Linked DNA regions of Homo sapiens: region 2 is linked to region 1. The links are chromatin loops, found by intact Hi-C in ENCODE. Cell type or tissue: OCI-LY7. All regions are shown on one strand. Links, peaks and the distances in the headings refer to the core of each region. The heading gives the core; the rest is flanking DNA. Region 1 holds the start of MIR202HG (MIR202 host gene). Region 2 overlaps LOC105378575 (a long non-coding RNA gene).

Region 1 (15,147 bases), core at 502-3,001:
TACACCGCAGCCTTGCAGGGACAGAGCTGGGCAGGGTACGAGCGCAGAGTGAGGCGGAGGGACGGAGCCAGGCGGGGTACGAGCGCAGAGTGAGGCAGAGCCTTTGGCTCCCTGGATCCAGCCGTGCCTGCATCCCCATTCTGCCGACACTGTCTGGAGTAACAGCTGCTGCTGCATGTCCGCACAGCACAGCGAGGTAATACCTGCTTTATCTGTGCAGCTTTAAAGCCCTATGTTCAGGTGTCCTGTGGAGAGTGACTCGAAGGCCTGCAAGAGACTCCCCAGCAGGGCCGACCTCCACCGTTCCCTAGGGGGCAGGGGGAGCAGCCGAGCTCGTTGGGGTGGGGGGCGTGGCTGCCCTTCCACATGTGGCCTGCGGCCCCCCGGCCGGAAGCACCCCACCCCTCTGCCTGCTGCCTGATCTTTCCCCTCGGACACCCCAGCTGCGGGCTGTGAGGGAGGTGGGAGGTGACTATCAGATGAGATTAGTGCTAGGCTTGGAGAGGAGGCGCAGCCTGGGGAGGCAGCCCCTGATAACCGGCCTGGGGGCCTCTCAGCCAGCTCATTGCTCCATTTGCTGGGCTCATTGGTGATAAAGGCTGTGGCCTTCAAAGACCTGGGCGTGGCCCTGCCGGCTGACGAGGACTCTGGCTGAAGGGTGGGGCCTCCCCGACTCCCGTTCAGGCCTCCTTTTAAGACAGCAGCCGACTGTCATTCTTTAAACAGGGCTGATGAGGGACCCCCTGTCCATTTTTCTTCAGTGGGAAGTCAAGACCGCAGTCCCACCCTGGCCATTGTGGAGGCCTGGAAGCTGCGGGGCCCCCGCCCAGGACAGACCAGTGCCCCCCACCCTCACAAGCCGTCCCTCTGGGCTCTCCCAACACTGCCGGCCGGTCCCAGGCTCTGGTCATCAGAAGGGTGGCCCCAGACCGGTGCCCAGCCCAGGCCCCCAACCGAGGCCCCAGGAGCCGTTTCATCCCCCCGTGTTTATGCATTTTTAACTAAGTTCCCCCAAGTCCACACGTGACTAATGTGACGTCCAACCACCGTGAACGAGAGGAGACCAGCACGACAGAGCTGCTTTGTCAAAATTTGTATTTATTGTCAAAACTTTACCACATCTCACACATTTAAATGAAATTAGCTCTACTGAAATTTCTGACCAGAAAATCAACTCATACCCATGATTACAAAAGTAATAAAGGTGTTAAGAAGCAACAGCCAGCCGGGCGCTGTGGCTCACGCCTGTAATCCCAGCACTTTGGGAGGCCGAGTGAGGTGGATCATGAGGTCAGGAGTTCAAGACCAGCCTAACAAGGTGAAACCCTATCTCTACTAAAAATAAAAAAATTAGCCGGGTATGGTGGCAGGCGCCTGTCGTTTCAGCTACTTGGGAGGCTGAGACAGGAAAGTCGCTTAAACCCGGGAGACAGAGGTTGTAGTGAGCCGAGATCGCGCCACTGCACTCCAGCCTGGGTGACAGAACGAGACTCCATCTCAAAAAAAAAAAAAAAAAAAAAAAGCAGCAGCAGCAAAAGTGCACAGACCCAGCGTGCACGCGTCTCCGCCACGCCTCACTCCCGTCTGCGCCTGGATCCACCGCCACCCGCTTGTATAAAAAGTGGGCCCCACACGGTGCAGCTTCGTAGTCTGCAAAGAAAATGTCCAAAGAATGAGTTGTGGATCCTCCCAGCCAGAGCCCAGATCCCAGGCACCCCGCCCCACTTCCCCCGACCACCAGGCGGCCCCAGAGCCCAGGTTGTCCCTCCCGCCACCTCCTGTAATGGGTCCACCCCCAACTCCGGTCAGACTGGTCACAGAGCACCGCCCAGCTCCAGCCCTCCTCTCTGCATCCTGGGTCCCAGCTCAGGGGCTGCAGAGATCAACCCAGGGCAGAGGCCTGGACCACGTCCTCCCCAGACACTTCCAGAACCCACACAAAAGCACACATCCACGTTTCCCTTGTTTTAGAATATTTGGCCCCTTTCTGCCCCAAGGATGTGGGGGTCAAAGCCCCGGGGCTCCCGGCCGAGGAGAAAGGAAGCAGGTGGAGTCCCAAGTCAGGAGGCAGGTGCTGCTGGAGCAGGTGCAGGTGCACTGGTGCAGGTGCCGCTGGGGAGGACCCGACCGCCCCGTTTTCCCATGCCCTATACCTCTTTAGGCCAGATCCTCAAAGAAGTATATGCATAGGAAAAAGGAACGGCGGGCGGCTCTGAGGCGGGCCGGCTCTTCAGCACTGGGAGGTGGCTGTCCTGGGGGAGGGTCCCGTGCCGGGCAGCAGGGAGAAGTCGGGACTGAGGCCTGGTGGGCACGGAGATCCTGTGGGAGTGAGGAGGGCAGAGCCAAGCCAGGGCCGAGTTCCCAGAGGCAGGCCTTGGGCCTCGTCTTACCTGTGGTCCAGCCTCCTGGGCCGCTGGCGCTGGGTAGCCCGTGAGCCTCGTGAGCCTGGGAGGAGCGGTGGAGAACTCTCTGAGCCGGGAGTTCTGCTGCTGCCGAGCGAGCTCCACATTTATGCGCAGGGGAGACCTTGGCCGCCGCTGTCACATGCAACCAGAGGGCTGCTCTGTGCCAAGGACCCCGTCGCACCCCCGCACCTGCCAGATTGGGGCACAAAGACCTGCTGTGAGAAGAGTGCTGAGCCAGGGCCCGCCGGGCGGGCGGGCGGCGAGGGCTGTGGGCCGGGGGCTGCTGGCCCGGGAGCTGGGATGGGGCCAGCCTGTCCCCCCGCCTCCTCCAACCCTTATCTCCCCACGCGCTTCTGCTTGCGTCAGGGGCCCGGAAAGCACACGTGAGCAAGAATCGCTTGTCCAGGGAAGGGGCCGACTCTCCTTCCTGGGCCTGCCCAGCTCAGCAATAAGCAGCACCTTGGGCTGCACCCGCAGCCTCCTGGCTCACAGGGACTCTCAGAACCCCCAGCCAGCGTGTCCAACACTGTCCTGGCCACTGGGAACCAGACCCCACCCCCAGGGTAGGTGGCCCTGCTTGGCCTGGGGCGGCCTCCACAGCTGGGGCTCCCTGAGGATTCACGGCATCAGGCGGACACTGGTCCAGTGAGGCCCAGAGCCTTCCCCGGGCCACAGAGCCCGCGAGCACGTGGAGAGGGGCCACGCTCTGCAGCCTTGGGGGCAAGAGTGCAGGGTCGGAGGGAGAGGGCCCCTCAGGGACAGCTGGCCAGACCCACAGCTGCCCACACAGAGCGAGACCACACAGGCAGGCAGACACCCTCTCCTAGGGCCAGGGAGCCCCCGGCCGAAGGGCCCAGGCAGGCAGCAGAACTCCTGCAGGTCTGGGGCTGTCCCTGTGTCCCAGGCTCAGGACACAAGGAAGAGGCCCAGAGGAGGCCAGGGCACAGGGCTTCCACAGGTGGCCAGGGACAGGGCTTCTGAACCCCAGCCAGCGGTCTCTCCCCAGGACGTAGGCAAGTGGAGGCTGGTGAAGGAACAAGGCTGAGGCCTCAGAGGCCTCTTCAGTGACCATGTCCTCGGGGAGACTCAACGTCGCTAGGCAGGCCCGTGCGGGCGCCTGGCCCCAGCACCTGTGATCTGTAGGGCCAGAGTCTCAGGACTGACCCGACGCAGCACCCACATGCGGCAGGGACACACAGAGACCCCCATAGACACACGTAGACACATATAGACTCACATAGACACACACAGAGACACACACAGACACACATAGACACACACAGAGACACAGACATGTAGACAGAGACACACTCAGACATGTAGACACACAGAGACACAGATGTACACAGAGACACACACAGACACGCACACAATGGACCCACACACCCCCCAGGTGCAGCGGGCCTTGACTGTTGTACGCGAGAGTCTCCTGTCCCCTGAGTGGGGAGGGGCGTGGGGGGCATGAGGGGCCAGGTGGGGCTGCAAGACTGTCCAGCGCCCTCCTGATGGCCCCCGAGGCGGCCAGGAGCCCCGTCTGGGGAAGGACGAGTGGGCCCTGCTGGGCAGGAGGAGCCATAGGGACCATGGGGATGATGGACGATGGATGATGACCCAGCCACCTGCCAGGCCACTCTGCAGACCCCCCATGGGAGCAGCCTCTGCCCCCACCTTGTGCAAACCGTTGATCTGCACGCCAGGCCAAGCAGGTGATTGTCACGACCAGCGATGGCCACAGAGGGGTGGGGGGGAGCACATCAGTCGGTCACAAGCCCTCCTGGTGGGGACATGGGGCTGGGGACAGGCCCTGCTCAGGGCTGGTCCCCCACAACGAGGCCCAGAGTGGGCACGGGGGGCTGCTGGGCTCCATCCACCTGCTGGCAGGCTGAGGGTTGCCTTCTGGGGGAGGAGGGAACGTGGAGCTCAGACACACGCATGCTCACACTCAGGCTCACGCACACTCCTGCAGGCATGCTCACATCCACACACACGTGCATGCACAATTCACACACTCAGGCTCACCCACACTCACTCCTGCAGGCACGCTCACATCCGCACACGCATGCACAATTCACACACTTATGCTTACCCTCACTCACACACGCCCATGGTCCCCCACCTCCATGAGGTCCGAGGATCCGAGGAAGAGTCCTTGGGGGGCTAGCAGGGGAGGGGCCCCACTCCTCCAGACACCTAGAACCTACACAGAGAGCCCCAGCATCACACTTCGGGGGCCTGGGCTCAAAAGGCCCCTGCAGAGCCCCCCATCCTGGGCCTCCGCCCAGCATCAGCCCTCCCTGTTTCTCCCCGTTGTTTCTCCCCGTTTCTCCCCGTTTACAGCTGCCCGGCGAGGCTTCTGGGAAACACATAATGCAAACCCTGACCTTGGGCTCCTGACCTCGGTTCTGCAAGAGGGAAGGAGGAGACAGGCAGAGGGCCAGAGAGACAGAGACAGAGAGACCAACAGACACAGAGAGAGACACAGACAGAGTCAGAGAGAGAGAGAGAGGCAGACACAGAGAGAGACACAGACAGAGACAGAGAGAGAGAGATCAGCAGACACAGAGAGAGACACAGACATAGAGGGACAGAGACAGAGACAGTGGGGAAACAGAGACCAAGAGACAGAGACAGTGGGGAGACAGAGAGAGAGACAGACACAGAGAGACAAAGAGAGAGAGACACGGACAGAGATAGAGAGACACAGTGGGGAGACAGAGACCGAGAGACAAAGACACAGAGACAAAGAGACAAACAAAGAGACAGAGACAGTGGGGAGACAGAGAGTAGGGAGATAGAGACAGAGACACAGAGACAGTGGGGAGACAGAGAGGCAGAGACAGAGAGACACATACAGAGAGAAAGAGCAGGGAGACAGACAGACACACACAGAGAGACACATACAGAGAGACAGAGACAGCGGGGAAGCAGGGAGACAGAGACAGAGAGACACACACAGAGAGACAGAGACAGCAGGGAGGCTCTGGGCTATTCTAGGGCATCGCCCAGTCCCTCACTTGGTTTCCCTAACTTTTTTCTGGATTATAAACCCACACCTGCTGATCAGGAAGACTTTCATCATCCACACGGGTTTAAAGGGGCTTCCAGGGACCGGAGGGTCGGGCTGCGCACAGGTGTGGGGACGGCCACCCTCTGCTGCCTCTGCAGGTGGAGGAGCCCAGGGCCCGTCTTCCTGCTGGCCCCATCGGCTGGAGCCTGGGAGCTGGGGTGACAACTGGGTGGGGGCCCAGACCCCCCTCTGTTTCCCCCTAGGCCTCAAGGAGCCACAGAAGGCTGTGGGCCAGGCAGTGGGCAGAGGGTGGCCGTCCTCACACCTGTGCGCAGCCCGACCCTCCGGTCCCTGGAAGCCCCTTTAAACCCGTGTGGATGATGAAAGTCTTCCTGATCAGCAGGTGTGGGTTTATAATCCAGAAAAAAGTTAGGGAAACCAAGTGAGGGACTGGGCGATGCCCTAGAATAGCCCAGAGCCTCCCTGCTGTCTCTGTCTCTCTGTGTGTGTCTCTCTGTCTCTGTCTCCCTGCTTCCCCGCTGTCTCTGTCTCTCTGTCTTGTGCTGTCTTGGGCTCGGGCTGCCGGGTGGAACTGGTCAGAGGGGCGGCAGCCGAGGGACCAGGTGTCAGTGTCGCCTGGCCATCCTGGCTACGAGCCCTGGAGGTCCTGAGACCCCTCAGGGGATTCTGTGAGGTGACGGGAGGGACTCAGAGCAAACCCCAGCCCCTGAGGGCCGAGGGACCACCCGCAGGTGGACCCCAGGCTTCCCGACAGGCACACCCCACACACCTGCCCCCGTCCCGAGCTCCCTGTGGCTCCCCAGTGCTTTGAATGAAACCCAGCCTGTGAGCAGGAGGACAGGGACCCACCTCACCCACTGGAGGCCGCACAGCCTGGCTCCCACCCATCCTGGGGACCTCCTGCCGGAGATTTGCAGAGTAGGGGTGGAAGGGCCTGAAAGCAGAGGAGCCCCACCCGGGCATCCTTCCCACCATCCCGGGGCCTCCTGCTGCACCGCCAACCCCGAGAAGGCCTCAGCAGTCCAGCCAGCACCAGCCGGGGACTGTGTCCTGGTCCTTCCCCCATCAGCAGGGGTCAGGATGACCACCTGGGCAGGGGCCCTGCTGTGGGTCCAGACACTCCCTGGGTGCCTCAGACCCCAATAGCAGCCCCTCCACACCAAACACACCGGCCACCCTCCCTCCCTCCACCAGAAACAGAAAGGATCTCTGTGGGTCTGGCAGACGTGCTTGGCACGGAGCTGGCGGTGATAACGGGTGGCCTTCAGGCGGCTCCACTCCCTCCATTCCATTCCTTGTGGGGCCCGGTGGAGGCGGGTGGCGGGGGTGTCCCTGCAGCTGTCTCTGGCCAAAGGCAGCCCACTGTTAACCCTTGGTGGACTCTCCCTGCTGAAGTTCCCAAAGAGGGTGGCCTGCTCCTCCTGCATCGCATGTGGAGACCTCAGTCTACACTGGCCACACCCTGAGGCTGGGCCCAACCCTGCCCAGCAGCCCGTCCTGCCCCACACCTCATCTTGCCCTATCCCACCCTGCACCCCACCGTGCCCCGCTCTGCACCCCGGCCCGCCCTGCACCCCATCCCTCCCTGCACCCCAGCCCGCCCTGCACCCCGCCCCACCCTGCACCCCAGCCCACCCTGCACCCCGGCCCGCCCTGCACCCTATCCCTCCCTGCACCCCAGCTCTCCCTGCACCCCGTCCTGCCCTGCACCCCGTCCTGCCCTGTACCCCATCCCTCTCTGCACCCTGTCCTGCCCTGCACCCTGTCCCACTCTGCTCCTGACCCTGCCCTGCAGCCCCCACCCCATAGGTCCAGTGTCCCGGGAGTCAGCACTTCCCTCAGGTTATGTGCTGGTCCCACCGACCCCTGAGTTGCAGGCCGGGCGATGTCAATGGCTACCCCAGAGAAGCAGCCGAGGCCTAGAGCAAAGCTGACCGCTCCTGGACTCAGTTTCCCCACCTGTCAAAGGAGGTGCTGGAAATAGAGTTCCCTCGGAGATGGACAGAGTCTTACAAATGAAACCTGTGTCCACCGTGTGACCTGGCAATTCCACTCCTAAGCATTTACAAAGAGGAATGAAATCATCCGTCCCCAGAAAGACTTCAATAAGAACATTCTGGGACGGGTGCGGTGGGTGGCTCACGCCTGTAATCCCAACACTTTGGGAGCCTGAGGCAGGAGGATTGATTGAGCCCAGGAGTTTGAGACCAGCCTGGGAAACATGGTGAGACCTTGTCTCTACAAAAAATTAAAAAATAAACTAGTTGTGTGTGGTGGATGCACCTGTGGTCCCAACTATGCGAGACTCTGAGGCGGGAGGATCATCTGACCCAGGAGTTCGAGGCTGCAGTGAGCTGTGATGGTCCAAGGCACTCCAGCCTGGGTGACAGAGCGAGGCCCTGTCTCAAAAAAAAAAAAAGAAGGCTGGGCATGGTGGCTCACGCCTGTAATCCCAGCACTTTGGGAGTCTGAGGCAGGCAGATCACCTGAGGTCGGGAGTTCGAGACCAGCCTGACAGCCTGACCAACATGGAGAAACCCCGTCTCTACTAAAAATACAAAATTAGCCAGGCGTGGTAGTGGGCACCTGTAATCCCAGCTACTCGGGAGGCTGGGGCAGGAGAATCGCTTGAAACCGGGAGACAGAGGTTGCGGTGAGCCGGGATTGCGCCATTGCACTCCAGTCTGGGTAACAAGAGTGAAACTCCATATAAAAAAAAAAAGAAGAAGAAGAGAAGGAGAAGGAGAAGGAGAAGGTCTTCAAACAGGAACCACTCCAAGTCCCCAAGTCTCCTTCATCCACACAGAAATGGATAAAAAATCATGATGACTGTACAAGAAAGAAGCAGACACACAGGGTCTCGGGCCTCCCCAGAGCAGGCCAAACCACGTGGGGTGACAGGGCCCCCCCGGTAGAATGTTCCGTGGCCTGAGGATGAGGTAGTTACGCACTGGACGCATTTGCCAGAGCCCTGGGCTTGTGCACTTGAGACTGTTTATTCCGCAAAAAATAAATAAAATAGAAATAAAACTTGGGGCTGTGCGGCGGAGCCGTGGGGGTGCCCGCTCTGCGGTGGTCGGCTGACCCTGGGATGCCCTGGTCAGAATAACACGGGGCCCAGGGTCAGATGTGCGTCTCGGAAGAACACGGACCATTTCTTAGGATAAATATGTCCCATGAAATATTTAGGATGCATTCACACTGTAAGTTTTCATTGTTTCACTGAAATTTGAATTAATTGTGTGTCCTGAATTTTTACTTGCTACGTCTGGTGGCCCCACACCGAGTTTATGGAGAGGGCATGAGCTTGGAGCAGTGACCAGGACCCAGGTCGGTTCGTCTGTCTTCAGGGGGCTCCCGGGATCCAGGTCAGACTGAGGACCTGAGGCGTGCTGGGGCTGCCCCAGATCATGTGTGGAGGGCAGTGCAGCTGAGTGACCGGGCCCTGAGGCTCCTGAGGCTCTGGGACCCCATGGGATGTCCCCTTGGGAGCCAGGCCCTGGAATCTGTGCTCCAGGCCGGCTGTAGGGGAGATGGAGGGCTGGGCCTGTGCCCAGAGGCTGATCACCGCCTGGCTCCTGGCAGGGTCTGGGATGGTCTCAAGGGGCTGGTGGGCCAGGGGCTCAGCTGAGCCACCATAGGCAGCCCCCAGCCCCGGAGGGAGAGGGAAGCAAAGAGTTAATCCCCGGCCCTGGGAGAGCCCTGCCCTAAGCTCAGGGCTGGCGTTTCAAGGCTGCGTGTCTGTGACTCCCTCAGAGGAGATAATCACGGCTTCTTGATATTTTCTTTCTCTTCTCCTGTGCACACCCACATATCAGGAGCACTCGCTGGGCCATGAGAACTTTCCTCTGCCCTCCAAGGCCACGGCGGGCGGAAGGGGCCAAAGCCATTTTGTCCAGGAGCCTTTGTCCCCTGGGATTGCCTGGCCAGGAGCTGGGGCCACCGGGCTGGACCCCGTGTCTCATGTGCACACGTGCCACCCAACACACACACCACACATGTACACACTACACATATATATACACACCCCACACACCACACACCTACACACCACACACATACACACCACAAATACACACCCCACACACCACACATGTGCACACCACATATATATACACATCCCACCTGTACACACCACACATGTACACACCACATATATACATACCCCACACACCACACCACATGTAGACACACACCACACACATATACACGTCACATGATGTGTTTAGTACTACACACACACACCCCACACTCATACAAAGCACACTACATGCACACACACACACTTGCAGAGCCTACCCCTTTCTCCACCACCTGGGTCTGGACCCCACACTCGGCCCAGGTCCCAGTCCCAGGTCTCAAGCCCTTGTGTGGTCACTGCCGTCCGCTGCCAGGGGCTGGGGGTCTTTCTCACTGAGGACAGGGCTGAGCTCCCCCAGGCTGAGGAGGGCTCTGCCACCTCCAACCCCCGCTGAGCGGCTGCAGTCCCTGCTCAGTCTCCTTGGGTCCTTGGTGCCCCGAGCCGATGCCGGGGCTGACCCTCAGCAGCCCCAGTTAGGCTGGCCTCAGTTGGGTCTCTGCGTGTTCCTCTGGGAGCCACAAAAAGGCAGGTGAACTCGGCTCCACACTCCGCACCCAGGTCCAGCTGCCGGCACCGCTTGGTGGCCACCCAGGGCGAGGGTGGGATTACCCAGGATGCACAGCCCCTCTGCCCCGCGGTCCCGCCGCCCACCCTCCTTGACACCCCGCCACCCCTGCTTGGGCAGCCACGGGGAGCTGTTGGAGGGTGGAGTTCAGCACAGAAGGAGACAAAGACCTCCAGGGACAGATGGGGTGGGGGCCACCCTGCCAGGGCACTCTGGCCTCTGGACACCCCCATCAACCCTCCCCGGTCACATGGCTCTGTTTTTCCTGGCGAGGGCGTCGCGTGGATGGTGGGTGAGGCCCACATGCTGGGGGTCAGCGGTGCACACGATTCAGCCACGTCCACAGCTTTTCTTTATTTCAGGGTCTCACTCTGTGGCCCAGGCTGGAGTACAGGGGTGCAATCTCGACTCACTGCAGCCTCCACCTCCCAGGCCCAAGCGATCCTCCCACCTCAGCCTCCCAAGTAGAGGGGACTACGGGCACCATGCCGGGCCAAGTTTTGTATTTTTTGTAGAGACGGGATTTGGCTGTGTTGCCCAGGCTGGTCGTGAACTCCTGAGCTCAGGTGATCCGCCCACCTCGGCCTCTCAAAGTGCTGGGTTTACAGGCATGAGCCACCGCACCTGGCCTTCAGTGGCTCTCTGAGGAAGTTATATATATTTGTTAAACATACGTGTCCTTCTCAGAATCTGTGAGAAGCGCAGATACAATTGTCAACAGATTCCAGAAACACGGGGAGCAGCAGAGCTTTGCCGCCGCCTCTCTCCAGCAAGCTTTGAACAGCCATTGTTTTCATTTATTCCTGCTTGTAAAACGACACATTGTTATGATGGAGAATTGTGAGTACTGCAGAAAAGAAATAAGTTTTGCCACCAAAGGCGATCACTGTGGATCATGCCGGTTCCTGCACACCTGTGGGGTGCTCTGAGCGTGGACTCCCCACGCGAGCCGTCCAGACGTGCTCAGGGTGGCCTCCCCTGCTTACTCCTTTGTGCTTTCATTGCTAATAATTTTAGTCAGTCGTGTCTGCTCTACTAATTTACTATTTGAAGTTATTTACAGCTTGATCTAAAGAAGCTGGCCAGGCGCAGTGGCTCACACCTGTAATCCCAGCACTGTGGGAAGCAGAGGCAGGAGGATCACTTGAGCCCAGGAGTTCAAGACCAGCCTGGGCAACACAGTGAGACCCCCATTGCTACAAAAAATGAAAAGAATTACGCAAGGCGCAGTGGCTGACGCCTGTAATCCCAACAGTTTGGGAGGTAGAGGCGGGCGGATCACCTGAGGTCAGGAGTTTGAGAGCAGCCTGGCCAATATGGTGAAACCCCGTCTCTACTAAAATACAAAAATTAGCCGGGCGTGGTGGCGGGCGCCTGTAATCTCAGCTACTTGGGAGGCTGAGGCAGGAGAATCGTTTCAACCCAGGAGGTGGAGGTTGCAGTGAGCTGAGATTGTGCCACTACACTCTAGTCTGGGCAACAGAGTGAGACCCCTGTCTCAAAAAAAAAAAAAAAAAAAAAGGAAAAGAAAAGAATTAGCTGGGCGTGGTGGCACGTGCCGGAGGCTGAGGTGGGAGAACGGCTCCAGCTGCAGTGAGCTGTTCTCCGGCCTGGGCAGCAGAGCCAGATCTGTCTCAAAAATAAAAAACAAAAAACAGAAGCTTTAAGAGATTTTTAAATTCATTTTTACTTTTTTTCTCCTTCATCTACCCAAGATTGTACTCCGTGAGGGGGTTTTTGAAGTAAATTTCATGACAGCACATTATTCAGCAGTGAGTTTCGGACCATATGTTCCCATTTTTACAACTTTTGTGCACCCTAGGGTGTTTTCCCCTAGGAAATTGTTGTTATATTTCACACATGCAAAAATAAACGCCAGGTGATGTGAGGGGCACCCACACCCACCTTCCCGCTGAGAAATGCAGGCCGCCCCCAAGGGGAGCCCTCATCCTGCAGGTTTCCTCCCGAGTCCTGGAATTCTAAAATGCGCTCCTTGCACCTGGGACTCTTCCTGCCAGCTCCACTGGGGAAAGCTCCTCTCCACCTCCCCTGCTCCCTCCGGGCCTCTCACGGCTCCCCCCGCCCCTCCTCTGCCCCAGGGCCTGTGCTCCTACATCCCGGCAAGCCGCAGCCCCGACACTTCCTCCTAATTTCCTGACACTCCCCACTCCCTGGCGGGACGTTTTACTCCTTGCTCTCCTTCCCACTGGAGGGCGCGCGCTTTCTAGCTGGCCGCGTGGGCAGGCAGAGGACCAGGTGCAGGCGGGCGCCAGAGGACAGAAGGTGGAAGTCAAGCGGTGTCTTGGCCGTCCAAGGTCCCAGCACAGGCACTCAGAACCCCTGAGCCCAGGGAGCTCCCAAGGGTCTCACTCTCCTCTGCGGTCTTTGCTGGCCGAGGGCAAGGCCGGGTGAGGACGGAGAGAAGCAGCTCCTCCCCACCACACACCCAGAGCTGGGAGGGGCCAGGATTCAGCACCCTCTAGGGGTGGGCACGGCAGACGCGGTGGGGACCTGGCGCTGAGGTCCTGGCTCCCACTCCAGCGTGGCCTGGTGGCTTCTCCCCGGTTGGGGTACCCTGCACAGGGGTTGTGGTGCCTCCCAAGGGCCAGCCCCGCCCTGACAACCTCTCCTCCAGCCAGGATGGGGTCCATACTCCATCGAGAGGGTTCCTGGCTTCAACACCCTCCACCAGCCTCATGCCACCAGGGCCCTGGTCATCCTGGGGACCCTGCAGAGGGCCTCCTGGGCCTGTCTTCCGGCGGGTGAGCCGGCCCTGCCTGTGGGTGTCTGGGGTGTGGCCTCCAGGCACCAAGCACCCGCTGGCTCCTGATACCTGCCTTTCTGGCTGTGGTGTGTCTCTGGCCTGGCGCCTGTTTCTGAGTCCCTGGAGAGAGCAGGTTCCTCGCAGGTGGCAGGCAGCCCTGTTTGTGTGTGCATGAGCCTGTGGGGGCACCTGGAGCTGAGCGGTGGCCTGTGCTGTCACCACCCGGGGTGGCAGGGCAGGGTCTGGCACTGCCACAGCTCCTGACAGAAGCTGCCTAGGCCTGGGTTGGCTCGGGCTTCTCGGCCAGGCCCTTCCCCAGCACTTCCTGCCCAGCCCCAGCTGCAGGACCTGCTGAAATCTGTGCTGTGGGAGCCCTGTCTCTGAGGGGTCACTGCAGTGACTCCAGAAAACCTGAGTCTCCTGATTCCAGGAGCACCGCTTGCAGCCTGCCACGTGCATGACCCAGCATGACCCGGACTCCTGAGCCAGGACCGAGTCCCCCTGACAGCGGGGAAGCGGCGGACCCTGGGGGCTGGCACCCGCCGTGGCCCTCCCCAGCCCACTGTGGCACTGAGGGGCTGCTCCCCTGGGAATGGCCCCTTCCTAGAGGCAGCCCTGGCCTGGCTTCGAGAGGGGCTCTGGGAACAGGCGGCCCCGGGTAGCTGACCACACCTGACCAGGCCAGTCTTTGGGAAGCCGCCCTCTCAGCCTATGCACTGCAGGGACACTGGGTGGAGAGGGCTGTGCCTCAGTGCCCCTGCAGGGCGGTGCAGCAGCTGGCCGTGCAGGGGGAGGGGGCCTTGCCTTCTGGCTCAGGGAGGAAGCGGCTGCTTTCAGCTGCCTTCGCCTTGCCTCCTGAGGCGGCTTTGGAACCCTCCTGAGGTTTGTGGCCCTGAAGTTCCTTCCTGAGACCCCGCAGGGGACTAAGCCCTCGGCCCAGGGGCACCGGGGAGGGCAGAACCTCAAGACAGGGGCCCGGGACACAGGACAGAGTGTGTGGGGCAGGTGTGCAGGCTGTGCCCAAGGGGCCTCGGGGTTGAAGGGGCTCTTGGAGATGATGTCGACATCGCGGTTCCTGAGCGGGTGCCCAGATCTGGATGAGCTGTTTTCTGGAGAAAGCAGGAAAGTGACGTCATTTTGTGGCTTCAGATTGACCGCAGCCTGGCAGAGAGGGAGTGGTGGCAGGAAGTGAAGCTGCTGGCTTCCCAGTCACGGCCTCCATGATCCACGTGTGGCAGCAAGAATCACAGCTGCATCATGACACCCAGAGGGAAAGCAGCTCAAGCTGCAGTTTAAGGCGACTCCACGGAGGGCCCTGGCTTAGTTGTTGCACAGCATGGGGTCAGATGGATGCCCTGGAAGAGTCAGCAGAGACCCCCTGGCCTTTGGAGTTTGTCTCTGAGCGAGAGACACTGTTGGGATGACCGGCGAGTGGCGTTGGGTCCACATGGGGGCCCTGGTCCGGCTGAGTCTACTGAGCACAGGCCTGCCCCTTGCCACCCAGCTCTGCCCATATGTGGCCGTCATTCCTGGGCTTCACCTGGGAAACGTCCTTTGAGGCAGCTCAGCTTTTCCACAGTGGGTCACGTTGTTTGCTGCTGGAGACTGGCTGAGTCTGTGCTTCCAGTATAGGAAGGTTTAGGAGGCGGTCAGCAGGCCTCTCCTGTGGCCACTGTGCCCGAGGCAGGTGCCTGGGGTGAGAGGGATTCTTCCGGATGTGGCCGTGCACTGCCCAGCAGGCCTGGAGTGAACGTCTGTGTGGAGTCCGGGCTCCCATCCAGCATCCCTTAAGGGTCCTGATGGCTGGAGCTGGGGGAGGCAGGTATGGCAAGGGGCTTCCTGCACGCAGGAAAACTGGAGACCCCTGGTGAAAGAGCCAGGTGTGCACCTGCAGAGCCAGGCATGGGTCCACAGAGCCTGTCAAGCCTGGTTTACACCACAGAGCTGGGTATGCGCTGAGAACCAGGTGTGCACGGAGAGCCAGGTGTACACTGCAGAGCCGCGTGTGCACTGAGAGCAGGTGTGCGCTGAGAACCAGGTGTGCAGAGAGAGCCAGGTGTGCACGGAGAATCAGGTCTGCAGAGAGAGCCAGGTGTGCACTGAGAACCAGGTGTGCACGGAGAATCAGGTCTGCAGAGAGAGCCAGGTGTGCACTGAGAACCAAGTGTGCAGAGTCAGGTGTGCGCTGCAGAGCCGGGTGTGCACTGAGAACCAGGTGTGCAGAGAGAGTCAGGTGTGCGCTGCAGAGCCGGGTGTGCACTGAGAACCAGGTGTGCAGAGAGAGTCAGGTGTGCGCTGCAGAGC
Region 2 (15,147 bases), core at 8,820-11,319, 270 kb after region 1:
AAAATTCCAAAATTAGTGCAGCAGGGAAATTGCCATGAGCACCATCACATCCTGAATCTTAGCTTTGAACAACTTGTCTGCAACAAATGAAGAGAATGCAGAGACCCCAGATATGCCTTTCGAGGCCTTTGGTAGGTCACATATTTCTCCAAATTCATGTCAGACCCAACAGTGCATGATTAAAACAGTGAGCAACCAATGCAAGGAGGTGTCTGAGAAGGTGCTCCTGCCACGGTCATGAGGACACATGTGTCAGCTCCTCAACTGTTCCAAAAAGCATGAGAGATGTGAAGCAGAGCCACACAAGACCTTCAGGAAGGCAGGACCACTCCACCCACCCCACCTGCAACAGGCCACTCATCCCAGCCTAGTCTGGATTAGGAGAGAGTTCTGGGAGTTTCCTTGCACAGAAATAACTGATACCATGTTTATGAATTAGAGCAGTCATTGTTGCAACATATCCGTTCTCCACAAATTGATCTATAGATTGAGTGCGATTCCAGACATTTCAGTAGTTTTTGGTAGAAATGGACAAGATGACTTTAAAATGTAGGTAGAAATGCAAAGGGCCAAGAATATCCCCTAGGAGAGGAACAAAGTTGGAAGAGTTACACTATCAGATATCAAGAGTAATTTTTAAAATGTTCTAAATAAGACAGTGTGGGATTGGTGCAAGGAGGGACAAATAAACCAATGGAGCCACACAAAGTGCAGACTCACACATGCATAGAAGCTTGACTTATGACTTGTGCTTACCTTACGTTACAGCAATTTCACTTTTAGATATATAAACAACAGAGGTAAGCAACGCAGGTGCATTAAAAGGCAGGCACTGAAATTTCATGACAGCATTATTTGCATAGTGAAAAAGTAGAAAAAACAGTATTGTTTGGGGTATAATTGATGCATCATGCTATACTCACAGAGTGGAATAATATATAGCAGTGAAAAAGAATGAACTACTTCTACAAATAACACAAACATGAAGTTAAGTTCACAAACATGAGTGAATCACACAAACATGAAGCTAAGTAAAAGAATTAAGACACAAAGAATGCATACTGTGTGATTCAGCGAATGTTACATAAAGTCTAAAAGTGGCCAGGACTATTCTGTGGTATTAAAAGGTAGGATAAACTCCCCTAGGACTAGGGGAGGAGTTGGTGACAGCCAGTGATGTTTTTCCGAGGGCGGGTGATGTTTCTACTCTGAAAGCCCTTCGGCATGGCCACACTCATGTTGTGATAACCCATCAGGCTATACACTTAGCATACTTTTCCTTATGTATTTGATAGTATTGAGATTACAACAGCTGCAGTATTTATAGATAAATGCACTAAACAGGACACAGAGAGGTAGTAGACAATTATAAAAGGCATAATTTATGAAGAAGATGTAACAGCCACAAATCTCTATTTACCAAAAACATGGAACTAAATATTTGAACTGAGATCTACTAGAAATAAAAAAAGAACTAGACCATAGTTCTATGACAGTGGCAACCTTCAAAACACAGTTTCAGAATTGGACAAATTTAGTACAAGAAGCAAATATGGAAAAAACTGAATAATGTAATCATTAAACTTACTTTTTAAACAGAAGATAACGTTTTGTTTGTGTGTTCATGTCCCAATTACAAAAATCAATTTTGTACTTGGGAACAAAGTAAACCTTATCAAATTATAAAAAGTAAACACTTTACAGTCCACATTCTTTGATCTTAAGTCAACAAAGTTAGAAATAGTTAAAAGGTAACTTCCCCAATCTTCATTAATTAGAAATTGAAATCAGATTACTGAAAAAAGTAAGAACTTTTGAAACTGATGTACACTGGTGATGTCCTCATATCTATTATTGGAAGTGCCTTATTGCCAGCTTTTCACATTGTGCTGTCATCATCATTTAACGGACTCTTTTGCAAATTGATCTAACTCTTGCAACATATTATCATTCGATTTCATACAAAGGTTATTCCCTGGCATGCACTTGAGGAGTCTGGGCTTTGTGGGAGTTGTTTCTGGGCATATATTAACCTACAAAATATACGACACAGAAGATTGTCCTTGTAAATAGAGTTTTAAGTTTAAAAAATACAAACTATGGAGTGTTAGACAGGACTCTATTTCCTAGGCTATGAATACAACTGACATATCTTCTGCATATGAAACATCCAAATGAGATAAATATATTAAAAGCACCACAACTTCCACATGATTTAAATCCAGAAAATAATTCCCCAGGTTTCTGAAATGCTTCTCACAGTCTTGGCAATTTCAAGATGCCACTGGAGTATTATAGGATGTCTCCATGCCATGATTGTCCTTAAAATCTCAGAAATAGATGCTAGAAAATTACTTTAAAAGATGTTGCATAAGTGGAAGTTACTGATTCTCTCCTTATCTAGTGCTCTGTGGAGGGACACAATCAAGGAGGAACTTCTGCCTCTGAAAATTACAGGCGATCCCACAGCATTCCTGGAGCTTGGAAGGGCTGGAAAGACAGGGTCTGCCGAAGACTGAGGCTAAATTAGAACCTCAGGGAATGCTGTCCTCCTCCACACTCCATAATCTCACTGACAAGCATCATATAAAAATATCAGTGGAATAGAGCTGGTGGAGCTGCAAGAGAGAGCCTCTCTCCCAGGAGCAAAGAGAGAGCGAAAGCGATGCATGCAGACAAACTCGAAGTATGTCTAGGGGAATCAGGAGCTGCTGGTACATGTTCACACAGAAACAACAAACTTGCGACTCAGCCTAACCCCCATTAAGATGAGCACAAGCCCCCACACATAAAGAACTAGCAAAATAAAATGTGTGCTCTTCTCAAAGCATAAAACACTTTTGACCTTAGTATCTACTGTCTTACACAAGATGTCCAGTATGCAAAAAAGCAAGGAAAAACAGAAGACATAAAATAATCATTACTGCTAGACTCGGATATGACACAGGTGGTGGAACTATCAGAAAGGGAATTTAAAACAACTCAGTAATATGCTAATGGTCCTAATGAAAAAGACAGACCATACGCAAGATCAGGTAGGTCATTTTAGCAGAGAGCTGGAAACTATAAACATGAACGTCATGGGAACAATAGAAATTTTAAACCACAGCACTAGAGAAGAAAAATGCCTTCAAAAGGCTCACCAGGAAACTGGCACAGCTCAGGAAAGACTAACTTGAAGATAGAGCAATAGAAACTGTATGACTCCATTTACATGAAATAGCCAGAATAGGTCAATTCCTAAAGACAGAACACAGACTGGTGATTGCCAGGGACTAGGAGCAGGGAGAAATGGAGAGAAGCTGCTTGATGGGTATGAGGTTTTATTCTGGAATGATGAGGATGTTTTGGAAGCAGAGGTGGCGGTTGCACAATATTGTGTATGTACGAAATGCCACTGAGTTGTTCATTTTAAAACGATCCATTTTCTGTTAAATGAATTTCACCTCAATACATTTTAAAAAATAATAAATGGGAAAATTAATGTAATTTTCTGTATTAACAGGCTGAATAAGAAAAATTATATTGTCTTTTCAAAAAATACTGTAAAAACAATAAAATTCATCCTCCATTCCCACTAAAAATTCACAGCATTCTAGGAATAGAAAAGAATGTCCCTACCTTAACAAAGGGCAACTACAAAAACTTACGGCTAACATCATACTTGAAGATAAGTGGGTAAATGCTTTCCCCCAAGACTGGAAAAAATGTCAACAGTTCCTCTCGCACCACTTGTATTAGTGTGCTCTCACGCTGCTAATAAAGACATACCTGACACTGGCTAATTTATAAAGGAAAGAGGTTTAATGGACTCACAGTTTCACATGGCTGCGGAAGCCTCATGGTCATGGTGGAAGGCGATGGAGGAGCAAAGTCACATCTCACATGGTGGTAGGTAAGAGAGCTTGTGCAGGGGAACTCCCATCTGTAAAACCATCAGATCTCGTGAGATTTATTCACTACTGTGAGAACAGTCTGGGGGAAACTGCCCCATGATTCAGTGATCTCCACCTGGCCCTGCCCTTGACATGTGGGGATTATTACAATTCAAGGAGAGAGTTGGGTGGGGACACAGCCAAACCATATCTCCACTCCTATTCAATACTGTGCAGTAAGTCAAGAAAAAGAAATAAAAGGCAGGCAGATTGGAGAAGAAGAAATAAATCTGTTTTCATTCATAGGTTATATAATTATCTATATGGAAATCCCTACATATTTACCCCCAAAAGCTACTGGAAACTAATAAATGGGTTTAGCAAGACTAGAATATAAAGTCAATGTACAAAAGGCAATTGTATTCCTATGTACCAGCAATGAATAACTAAATAGGAAACTAGAATTTTTAAATAAAATTAAATGTTTAAAAAACATTTACAATAGCAACATATGAAGCACTTAGATATTAATTTAATAAAATATATGCAGGATATGTCATGTTCATGGGTTGGAAAAGATTCTTGTTAGTGCATCAATTGTCCCCAGTTTTATCTATAAATTCAATGCTATTCTAATCAATATCTTAGCAATCAGATATTGATCAAATAATTCTAAAATCTATGCAGAAAGGCAAAGGAACTAGAATGGTCAAAACAACTATGAAAAAGAACAAAGTTGTAGGACTCTCGTTACCTAATTTATTCCCGCTGCCCAATTTAAAGATGTAAACTGGGTAGCAAGAGTCCTTCAGCTTGAGGTACAGTAAAAAAGAGTATGATTTTGGTGAAAGACAAAGACAAGTTAATGGGTCAGGATAGACAGCCCAGAAATAGACCCAGACAAATATACCTGTTTTTACATAGGTGCAGTAGCAACTTGATGGACAAAGGGTAGTCTTTTCAACAAACAGTGCTGGGAAAATCGAGTGTCCACATGCAAAACAAATAAACCTTGACATATACGTCATACTTCATTAAAAATTAAACTTTCCCAGTGCTTTGGGAGACCAAGGTGGGAATATCGCTTGAGGCCAGGAGTTCCAGACCAGCCTGGGCTACATAGTGAGACCCTGTCTCTAAAAAAAAAAAAAATTAACCAGGCTTGGTGGCACGCACCTGTAGTCCCAGCTACTTGGGAGGCTGAGGTGGGAGGATTGCTTGAGCCTAGGAGATTGAGGCTGCAGTGAGCCAAGATCTCACCTCTGCACTCCAGCCTGGGCAATAGAGGGAGACTGTGTCTCAAACACACACACACACAACACCTGGTTTTTCTTTTTTTAAAAAAAAATTAACAAGATAAAAGTAGGGAAGGCAGGAGACCTTTGAGCCCGAGAGTTTCTATCCTGAACTTTGATTGTAAGGATGTTTTAATTCAGGTGACATTTGGACATACGTATGCAACTTTAACACTGAATTATGCCAACATTCATGACTTTTCTTTAAATTCTCTTAAGTTATTTAATATCGTATCACGTTTTTACACAGAGTAGTTGAACTGTCTGACTTTTTTGCACTTTAATTTTACATTAATGGTTTTATTCTAGATTAGTTTCTCCATTTAAATTATCCAATGAAGATTTGGTTCCTTAGTTTTTTTGTGGGGGGTTCATATCCATTATTTTTAACTCATTATGACTTCTGCCAATGTGAATTTTCCTTTGTGGCCAATATTTCTTCCAATCCTATATTTAAAGGAAAAGCTTTATTAGACAAATTAAATTTAACAGAGTTTAATTAGGCCAGAATAGGCTCAGAGAGACTGCAGTGGAGCCACGTGGTGGAAGATTTATGAACAGAAAAGAAATGTAGAGAAAATGAAAATGAGGTCTAGAAACAGCTGGATTGTTTACAGCTCTGTGTTTGCCGTATTTGAACACAGTTTGAACAGTTGCCTGCTCTCAATTTCTGTACAGCCTCGTCACCGATGGTCTGCATACCACACTCTAGGGAGCACTGTGCTAGGCCATACAGTAAGTTCAGTAAACTGTACAAAACTTATATACACACCACATTCTCTGACAACAATGGAATTAAATTAGACATCAGTAAAAGTATAAACTAACAATCTTCATAAAATTATTTTATTTTTAGCTGTGGTATTGGCATTGTAAGTAGTTTGAGAGAGATTAGAGAGAGTAAGGTCTTAACTCTAAAGATGCAACAAAATTAACTGCATTTTGACCATTGTTGAATTTGAGTGTTAGCTATGTGGGGGTGCTTTATCTTTCTCTCACTGTTTTTTCACATTTGAAATTTTCTCTAATTAAAAAATAATTTCTATATATTTTGAAAAATACCCCATTTGCACATGAATCATGAATCAAGGGATGGAGATTAAGAAAGCACACAGAGCTCAGTGAATAATGGAACCGTTAAATATCAGCACTTGGGGAAGCAGTAACAGAAGATCTTACAGGTAAATATATAATCATAAGTCCTTGTACTAAGAAAGACGGACTGAAAATTAATAAGCCAAATGTCCAACTGAAACTAAGCAGCATACTGGACCCAAAGAAGGGCAGAAATCATGAAATACAAAATAATGAGGAAATAGAGAGGAACACAACCAAGGCTTGCTATTTGAAAAAGATTAATAAAGTAGAGAAACTGCTTCTGAGACTACTTAAGCACAAAAAAGCACAAATAAACAATGTTTGGGATGTCAAAGGAACATAATGATAAATACAACCATGACTGTAAACATAAGACAATACTAAAACAAATTTATGTGAATAAATTTGACAGCTTACAAGAAATCACAATTCCTAGAAAAAATGTAGTTTTCGTAATCAATTCAAGAAGTGTAGAGCCTGACCAGTTATGCTACTCTTAAATACATTGAATTATTAATTCTAAATGTTTTCACAAGTAAAAATACCATATGGTTTCAAAAGTGAGTTCTTCTAAAGCTGTTAGATCATTTCAATCTTACATAAACTCTTCAAAAGGATCAAATATGAATGAATGGTCATCAAATCATTCTTTGGAGCCTGGATAATTTTGATATTCAACACAGAGAAAGACAGAAGAGAAAACTATGGGCCAGCCTCATACTGAACATAGATGCAAAAATCCAAAACAACCTGTGAGTAAACCAAATGCAGCTGCCAGCCAGCCCTTCCTCTGGGTGCAAATCCGTCAATACATTAAAAAGACAAACTGTCAGGACCAAACTGTGTTTATTCCATACATTTATTCACCACTTTCACAAATTAAAGGGGAAAATCATCTGAACATTTCAAAAGAAGCATTTAATACAATTCAACATCTATTATTAACTTAAAAATTCTTAGTAGACTAGAAATAAAAGGTAATTTCCTTAAACTCAAAAAGTATACCTATCAAAACCTTACAATAAACATCATTCATAAAGGGGCAATGGCTACTGAGCGTCCTCTTAGAGAACTTCTGAGATGTTTCCCATTAAAATAAAAATCAAGGCAACAGTGTACTGAGGATCTGTTTGTGCAATAAGACAAGAAAAAGAAATTACAGGAATAAGGATTGAAAGATATAAAGCAAAACTCTCATTGGTCACAGACGACAGGATGGTCTACTGAGAAACCACAAAAGAATCTGCACAGAAATTATTGGAAATAAGAGAGTTTAGGAAGGGGGCTGCCTCTAGGATCAATAAGCAAAAATCATTTGTATTGCTATACACTAGCAATAAATAGTTGGAAAACATAATTTATCAAGAACTCTGCTTAGAAAACTCAACGTTAACTAAGAGTAAGGTTAACAAAAATGTGTACAATTTACATGCGGAAAATTATAAAATTTATTGAAAACATTTTAAAATGGCCTAAATAAATGGAAACAGATTCCACATCATGGATAGGAAAAATCAGTATTTTAAAGATATTTAATTCACAGAGTTTATGTGATTCTAATCAAAATCTCAAAAGACTTTTTGAGGAAATTTAACTAACTGAGTCTTAAAATTTGTATGCAAGGCACTCTTGAAATAAAAAACGGTGGTGGGACTCGAGGTATTGCTCCTCACAAGAGGGCATTAGCTGCAGGGGTGTGCCTGCAGACCCTGACCCAAACGATGGATGAATACAACGTACACTGACACAGAGATATTCTGCTTTGCCAGTCCAGCTCGGTGTCCGACAGCCTACACACCAAGAGAGGTTTGTCACTGTGGCTGGCTCTGAGCAGCTTGCACTTCAGGCATTTATTTAGTATACGCTTAACAACAGAAGCTCTGAGTCAACACACTTGTGGATAATTAACATGGTTAAGACGGTAGTTCTATGAATGATTAAAGCTCAGGTACCACGGTTTAAATACCATTAGGGGGCAATTTCCCTGGTCAACCTCCTCCGCACCAAGAGGGCCATCTGGCTCAAAGGTTAGTTAATGGAGGTAGGGTAAACAGACTTAACTGGGGAAGCCTCTATTGTCCCTAGTATTTACCCTATGACCTAATGCTCTAAGGTAAGAACCCGCTGCCTTCAGCCTGTTCAATTATTACAAGCTATGTAACCTTTCAGCCTTCCAAAAAGGTTTGTGACTATTCCCTATAACTTTCCCTAATATGTCCCTTTAATATTTCTGCCACCATCCTGAGTGAATCACCACAGGACTTGCACTATTTGATATCAATACTACTATAAAGCTATAATAATTAAAATGCTATGGCATTGGACCAGGGAGAGACAGGCCTCTGATGCATTCCCTGTGTAAGAACTTTGTCTTGTTTTGGAAGATGATTTGGGGATCAGAGACAGGATCCTGGGACAATTCATATCTATATGGGAAAACAAACTTCCTTAGTCCTTACTATGTACAAAAATAAATTCTACATAGATTTAGGGCATAAATGGGAACAGTAAAACCTTATAAATAAGCAGTTATCTTTATCATCTTTCTGGCTAGGAAAGGATTTTTCTTTTTGAGACATGGTCTCACTCCAACACCCAGGCTGGAAGAAGGGATTTTTTTAAGCTCAGAAAGTGCTAATCCAAAAATGCAAGACTGATAACTTGAGAACATCTGTTGATAAAAAGAATGCCATAAATAGTATAGAAAAGTAACCTAAAGAATGGAAAAAATTATTGCAACACATAGAACTGAGGACGGATCAGAATAAAGCATTCCTGCAAACAATGAGAGACCAAAACCCCAAGGGAAGAGGAGAGCAAAATACATAAAATACTTGAGTAGGCATTTCAGAGAAAAGTATGTATAATTTTGACAAGACAGAGATAGGGAGAGAAAGTTTCTCTACTTTATAATCAGGGAAATGCAAAATGGGACCACAGTTAAATATCATTTTATATTGACTAAATCGGAAAATATTAAGAAATTTATTAGTACATACTGTTGGGAATAACAGGAACACTTAGACACCACTGGACGCAGGTAAATGGTTCAAATACTTGGAAAACAATCTGGTTCCATGTATATTAGGTTGCCCAGGTATACACTTGGCCTAGAGATATTCTTACACAGTGCTCCAGGAATCATGTTCAAAAATGTTCCTAGTCTGCAGTAGCAAAACCTTGGGAATAATCGGACAGGACAGTGGTTAAACAAAGTGCCACATATTCGTATCTGTGGAGTCACAAAGTCGAGGAACTGCAGCAACACCTCACTACGTGGTAACGAAAAACGATGAGCAAAAAAATTCAAGCCTCCGGGAATATAAATGTTATGAAATCCCTTTAAAAATCCAATTACACAGTATAAAAAAGAAAATCACAGGGAACATTCAAAGCAAAATTCGGGACAGCGGCTACCTCTGGAGGGAGGCAGTTGGATGTGCGAGCTTCTGGTAGACGCAGCTTGAATGAGATGTTGTTTGGGGTTGGGAGTGGGCTGCCTGGGGTTCATACGTCACCACACTTGATAATTTACAGAAGCCTTTCACGCGTTTTTTCCTGTGTCTCAAACGGGGTACCAGGAGGCTCAGGGAAACAGCGCAGGCGCCTCCCCGGTGGCTTCTCTCTGGCGCCCTCTGGTGGGCGGGGCCCGGGTGAGCGGGGTCCCCTCGGGGCCTCAGGGAGCCGCAGCCCCAGCGGAACCAGGAGGGCGCCCTCCGCCCAGCCGCGCTGCCACTTCCGGGTTGTTTGCTCCCGGAGCCATAACCGCAGCTCAGCGTGCGGGCAGAGCCGGCTGACAGGAGACAGGACACAGCACAGAGCCCCGCGCCCTCTGAGGCGGGAGGCTTCGTTCCTGCACCAGCGTGGCTTGCCCTTTGGACGCGGCGAGGTTGTGTGTTCTCTGCTTTTGTTTTACTTGGAACAGATGTTTGGCTTTTGTCAAGGTCGTTATTTCCAGTGAAGTATGGCATCGAACATCAGATAGTTGCCCACACAAATGTCTGTTTTAAGGTTCTCAACCTTTTGACAATACAAAACAAGAGGAAGTTTCCAGGGGAAAGCCCTCAAATCAGCCATTCTGAGCATGTTTTCAGCCCCATCCGTACTCTCCTCCCTTCTTATCCAGAGCCTTTTGGGTGCCCAGAAGAGTAATATTCTTCTGCCTCGTAGCTCTGTGGTCCAAGGGTTTATGGCTACTGATTATCCTCCTAGAGCACTTCTGAGATGTTTTATGCTTTCTACTTGTGAGTGTGAAGGGAGGAGAGGCAAGTTTGCTGTCAGTCTGACAACATGTTTTTGCCACGTGATCTGCCACTGAAGAGAAGTTGGCTATGGAGGGAGGTCAAGTAGCCCAGGGAGGTGGGCATTCCAAGTGTACCTCCTCGTGCAGCCCACCCTCTCCACATAAAATTGGGTCCTGATTTTATGTGGAAGATGTTGTGTGTCTAGGAGCAGGAATCCATGGAAGACAAGATATGATATAGAAGAAACAGGCGAAGGGACTGGTACAGCATATATTTGAGGGCAAATAATCACTCGATAGGTGGCTGAAAATGTGAATGCCTTAGATAAAAATTAATTTATAAAACAGAAGTATATTTGAACAAATTTAAAACTAATATTCTAAAACTAAAATTCCTGAGATTTGGGGTAGAGTGTATATTGCAAGAGAAGTAGAGAAGAACAGTATGCTAAGGTCCCTTCTTGTTTAGATCAGAAGATATTGACAAATTATTCAAGTGAATAAAAAAACTATAGGTCTATATGTGTTTTCAGATTCAAGGGTAACCACCGGTAGAATAACAACAGGAGTCCAAATCATCAAGCAAAAAGAACAAACAAAAAATGATCAATCCGAACATAGGGAAAGGAAACACACATACACACATACATATACATACATACACACATGCACACACACACATGCACACACATACACACGCATACACACACACATACATTCACATCGTAACAGCCAAATTTAGTAATCGTGATAAATATGACCGTTTAATTCTATAAAAAGGAAAAACTTTCCGTTTATGTCAAAGCTATAGAATGTTTACAGGACACCTATCAAGAACAAAAATAACATAAAGATACTTTAAATATTATGATGAGCAGAGATAGACCAGGGAAATACTACGAAAAGCAAACACATGTAGCAACAGTTATCAGGGGAGTCAAAAAGATGTTTATATAACAGTAAAAGATACAATTAGAAGATTAATTGCCAATTTTAATACATATTAACATATCTGAGTAGATTTTTAAAATAAAAGATAATGTAATAAAACACGATTCTAGTCAGAGAAATCAAGGCACCTTACCTAGAAATGACAAGACCACATAGATCTTTTCTAAAGGCGACTTTTTTTTTTTTTTGAGACGGGAGTCTCGCTCTGTCACCCAGGCTGTACTGCAGTGGTGAGATCTTGGCTCACTGCAAGCTCTGCCTCCCGGGTTCACGCCATTCTCCTGCCTCAGCCTCCCGAGTAGCTGGGACTACAGGCGCCCGCCACTTTTTTGTACTTTTAGTAGAGAGGGGGTTTCACCGTGTTAGCCAGGATAGTCTCGATCTCCTGACCTCATGATCCGCCCGCCTTGGCATCCCAAAGTGCTGGGATTACAGGCGTGAGCCACCGTGCTCGGCCATAATGGTGACTTTTAAATTAAAAATAATTGATGGGGAAGGTCTTTTAGAAAACATTGTCTAAATTCCAAAGGCCATAAAGGAAAAGTCTGAAAAGTTTAACTGTATAAAAATCTAATTTTCTACATGGGAAATCAAACAAGAGACTGGGAGGAACTTCCAAACCATCAAACATGAAAACAACTACTATTTATTTGATAGACAAAGAGTCCTTAAAATCTGAGAGGAAATATGTAAAATCCCAATATGAAAAGGGAAGGAATTGTTTCATTAAAAAAGAAATTCAAATAAATAATCAGTAGATGAAAAGATGCTCTACTTCTTTATTGACCAGAGAAATGCAAATTAAAGTAATGACATATGAATTTTCAGTTATCGGTGACTGGCAGTATCTAGTGTTGGAGCAGATGTGTAGAAATTGGCTCTCCCATCCTACTGTGGGGGGTTTTAAGTGTTTCAACCTTTTGAGGAAGCAGTTTTATATACCTATTAACATTGTAAATCCACATATCCAGTGACCTAACCGTCCCACTCCCACAAAACTGACTTACAGAGATAGGTGCATGTCTGAACAAAGATACATCTACAGGGCACCATTGTGGCACCTTTTGTAACATAAATAGTTGGGGAAACCATTTGAATTGTTCATCAACTCAAAATAGACAAATTGTGAAATACAAAATGTAGTATGTGTGTGTATGTTTATATAAATTGTTTTTGAAGTTTGGAAGAATACACAGAATACTTACAACCATAGTATGGTACACACTATTGATTAGTAATCAATCCCATTCCTAATTCCCTTAATATTTTGACACATTCACTTAAAAGGTCTTTCCACTTTCCAGCCCCTCTTGCACAGAGGAGTGGTGACATTCTAACCAAGAATTTAAAAAATCTCAGATTTTCTGGAAGTTTCTTGGAAAGCTCTCATTTTCCTGATAAATAGGATAGACAAGAGAAGCACTTCTAGAATGGCAGGATAAGAAGCTCTGAAAATCTGTTCCTCCAGAACTGCAATGTGAACACCAGCTAAAGTGTTGAAAAATGAATGGAGCCTCAGAGACCTTTGGGACATCATCAAGGGTATCTAACAGGTACAATGGGAATCACAGAAAGAGAGAAAATAAGGGGACAAAAATACTATTTGAAGAAATAATGGGTGTAAATTCCCCAAATTTGATGAAAAAGATCCATCTACATATCCAAAAGCTTAATAAATGAATATTCATTTATTGTCATTTATTCATTTATTCTCAAAATAGAATAAATGAAAGGAGAGCCATACCTGCACACACTGTAGTCAAACAATCAAAGGGAAACTGGGAGTCCTGGAAGCAGCAAGAGTGAGATGAGTCGTCAGGTAAATCAGCCCTCGATAAAATAGCAGGAACCTGTTCACCCAAAACTGAAATGAGTCGTCAGGTAAATCAGCCCTTGATAAAACAGCAGGAACCTGTTCACCCAAAACCAAAATGAGTTGTCAGGTAAATCAGACCTTGATAAAATAGCAGCGCCTGTTCACCCGAAACCGAAATGAGTCATCAGGTAAATCAGCCCTGGATAAAATAGCAGGAACCTGTTCCGCCGAAACCAAATGAGTCGTCAGGTAAATCAGCCCTTGATAAAATAACAGCACTTGTTGACCAGAAGCCATGGGACCAGCAGGCAGTGAGATGACACAGTCAGGGCACTGAAGAAAAACACTGCTAACCAAGAATTCTATATCCAGAAAACATTCTTCCAAAAAGAGAGAAGTATTACAGCTCTTTAGAATTTGTCTAGCAGGTTTTCTGGTACCCTCCCCCATTAATTTATTAATTAAAATTTAAAATATGTCAGCCTTTTGGCTAAGATCAAATGTCAAAAAGAAAGAGAAATTAAGACATTCTTGGATAAACAACACCGAGAGAATTCACAAGCCTGTCATAAGAAATACTAAAGGAAGTCTCTTGGGTCAAAGTCAAAGAACACTAGTAACTCAAATGCACATTATACACAGAATTAAAGTAAGTGCCAAAAAGTATTTTAGTAGGTACAAAATTAAAACTGCAAATAATAAAAAGAGAATTAGCAGAATCTTTCCTTCTCAATGGGGTTTAAAATATGGAAGCTGCCTTTGTAGGGTGAATTTGGGACTCGCAGTTTCCACTTCACCCACTTTTGTGTTGTTTGCATTCGTTAAAAGGAGATATTTTACTTCCCCAATTAAAATTATCTTTCTAATCTTTATAAACAATTATTTAATTCCAGTAAATCTTCTCTATATTGCTTTACTAGTGAGTTCTATTAAAATTTTGAAGCACAGAAAATTCCCCTACAGTATAAAGTATCCCCAGTCACAGAGAAGACAGGGGTTTTGCAATGATTTCTAGAATAGTGCAATTTTTATGCAAGAACCTAATATAACACAAAAATTATAGCCCGATTTTATTTGTGGGTATAGATGCAAAATTACTAAAAATACTATTAACAAGTTGAATCCTTAGGGTGTTAAAAGAGTATCACTCCATGAACGAGTTGGTTGTGATGTGGAACTATGAGGTACTTTTATGATACAATATAAAAATTTATGGTAATTTTATGGTACATTGTGAGACAGTGTTTTCTTCTAGCATCATACTAGCAGGTCTATGGAGAAAAATCACAGGATTGTCTCAATCAAAAAAAGATTTCATTAACCCAACTCTCATCCCTGATAAACACTGTTAGTTATCTAGAGAAAGAAGAAAATTGTCCCAATACAGTCACCTCTTTGCCACACCCAGCCAACAGCAGACGTGATGGAAGCCTGAAGAACACCCTGCCACGGGCACAGGCAGAGGCACAGGCACCCTGTCGTCCTGATTATTTCACCTTGTCACGGGCAGAGGCACAGGCACCCTGTCGTCCTGATTATTTCACCTTGTCACGGACAGAGGCACAGGCACCCTGTCGTCCTGATTATTTCACCTTGTCACAGGCACAGGCACCCTGTCGTCCTGATTATTTCACCTTGTCACAGGCACAGGCACTCTGTCGTCCTGATTATTTCACCTTGTCACGGGCAGAGGCACAGGCACTCTGTCATCCTGATTATTTCACCTTGTCCTAGAGTGTCCTGCCAATGGGACAGATGCAAAACAAATAAAAGCCCCGGCTTCTGAAAAGAAGCACACAGAAATGTCATTATTTTCAAACGAGGTGTTCCCGTATATAAAATTTGATGTTGGTTGGGCATCTAACAGTA

The links. A loop is a pair of places that touch in the nucleus more often than their neighbours do. Peaks named below come from ENCODE experiments on the same cell type or tissue, not always from the same donor. Only the 100,000 strongest peaks of a DNase experiment are listed, where the experiment ranks them.
Region 2: it touches region 1 in a loop (2.5-fold over the local background); 1 of 110 quality-filtered maps calls a loop at or near these places.

Annotation. Positions count from the first base shown.
Region 1 is chr10:133,245,401-133,260,547 of GRCh38, forward strand. MIR202HG (MIR202 host gene) reads right to left here and starts at 2,485. Exons shown (of 2, transcript NR_108079.1): 1 at 2,391-2,485; 2 at 1,079-1,650. It overlaps MIR202 (microRNA 202), which reads right to left and starts at 2,220; the gene lies at 2,111-2,220. RefSeq lists enhancers at 1-109, 1-293, 1,862-2,376, 2,893-3,407, 12,638-12,937 and 1 more and a silencer at 1,657-1,776. In OCI-LY7, for the core only: CTCF peaks have their summits at 1,746 (motif pointing right) and 1,952; a DNase peak (open chromatin) is centred at 1,771.
Region 2 is chr10:133,510,404-133,525,550 of GRCh38, forward strand. It overlaps LOC105378575 (a long non-coding RNA gene), which reads right to left. Exons shown (of 5, transcript XR_946512.3): 2 at 9,268-15,147; 3 at 3,817-3,925. It also overlaps the pseudogene LOC124902569. Among named protein-coding and RNA genes, the nearest start is that of CYP2E1, 9.4 kb to the right of the region's middle. RefSeq lists a silencer at 9,800-9,999, a promoter at 13,248-15,147 and an enhancer at 13,257-13,577. In OCI-LY7, for the core only: CTCF peaks have their summits at 9,902 (motif pointing left) and 10,120; a DNase peak (open chromatin) is centred at 9,948; H3K4me3 peaks cover 533 bases.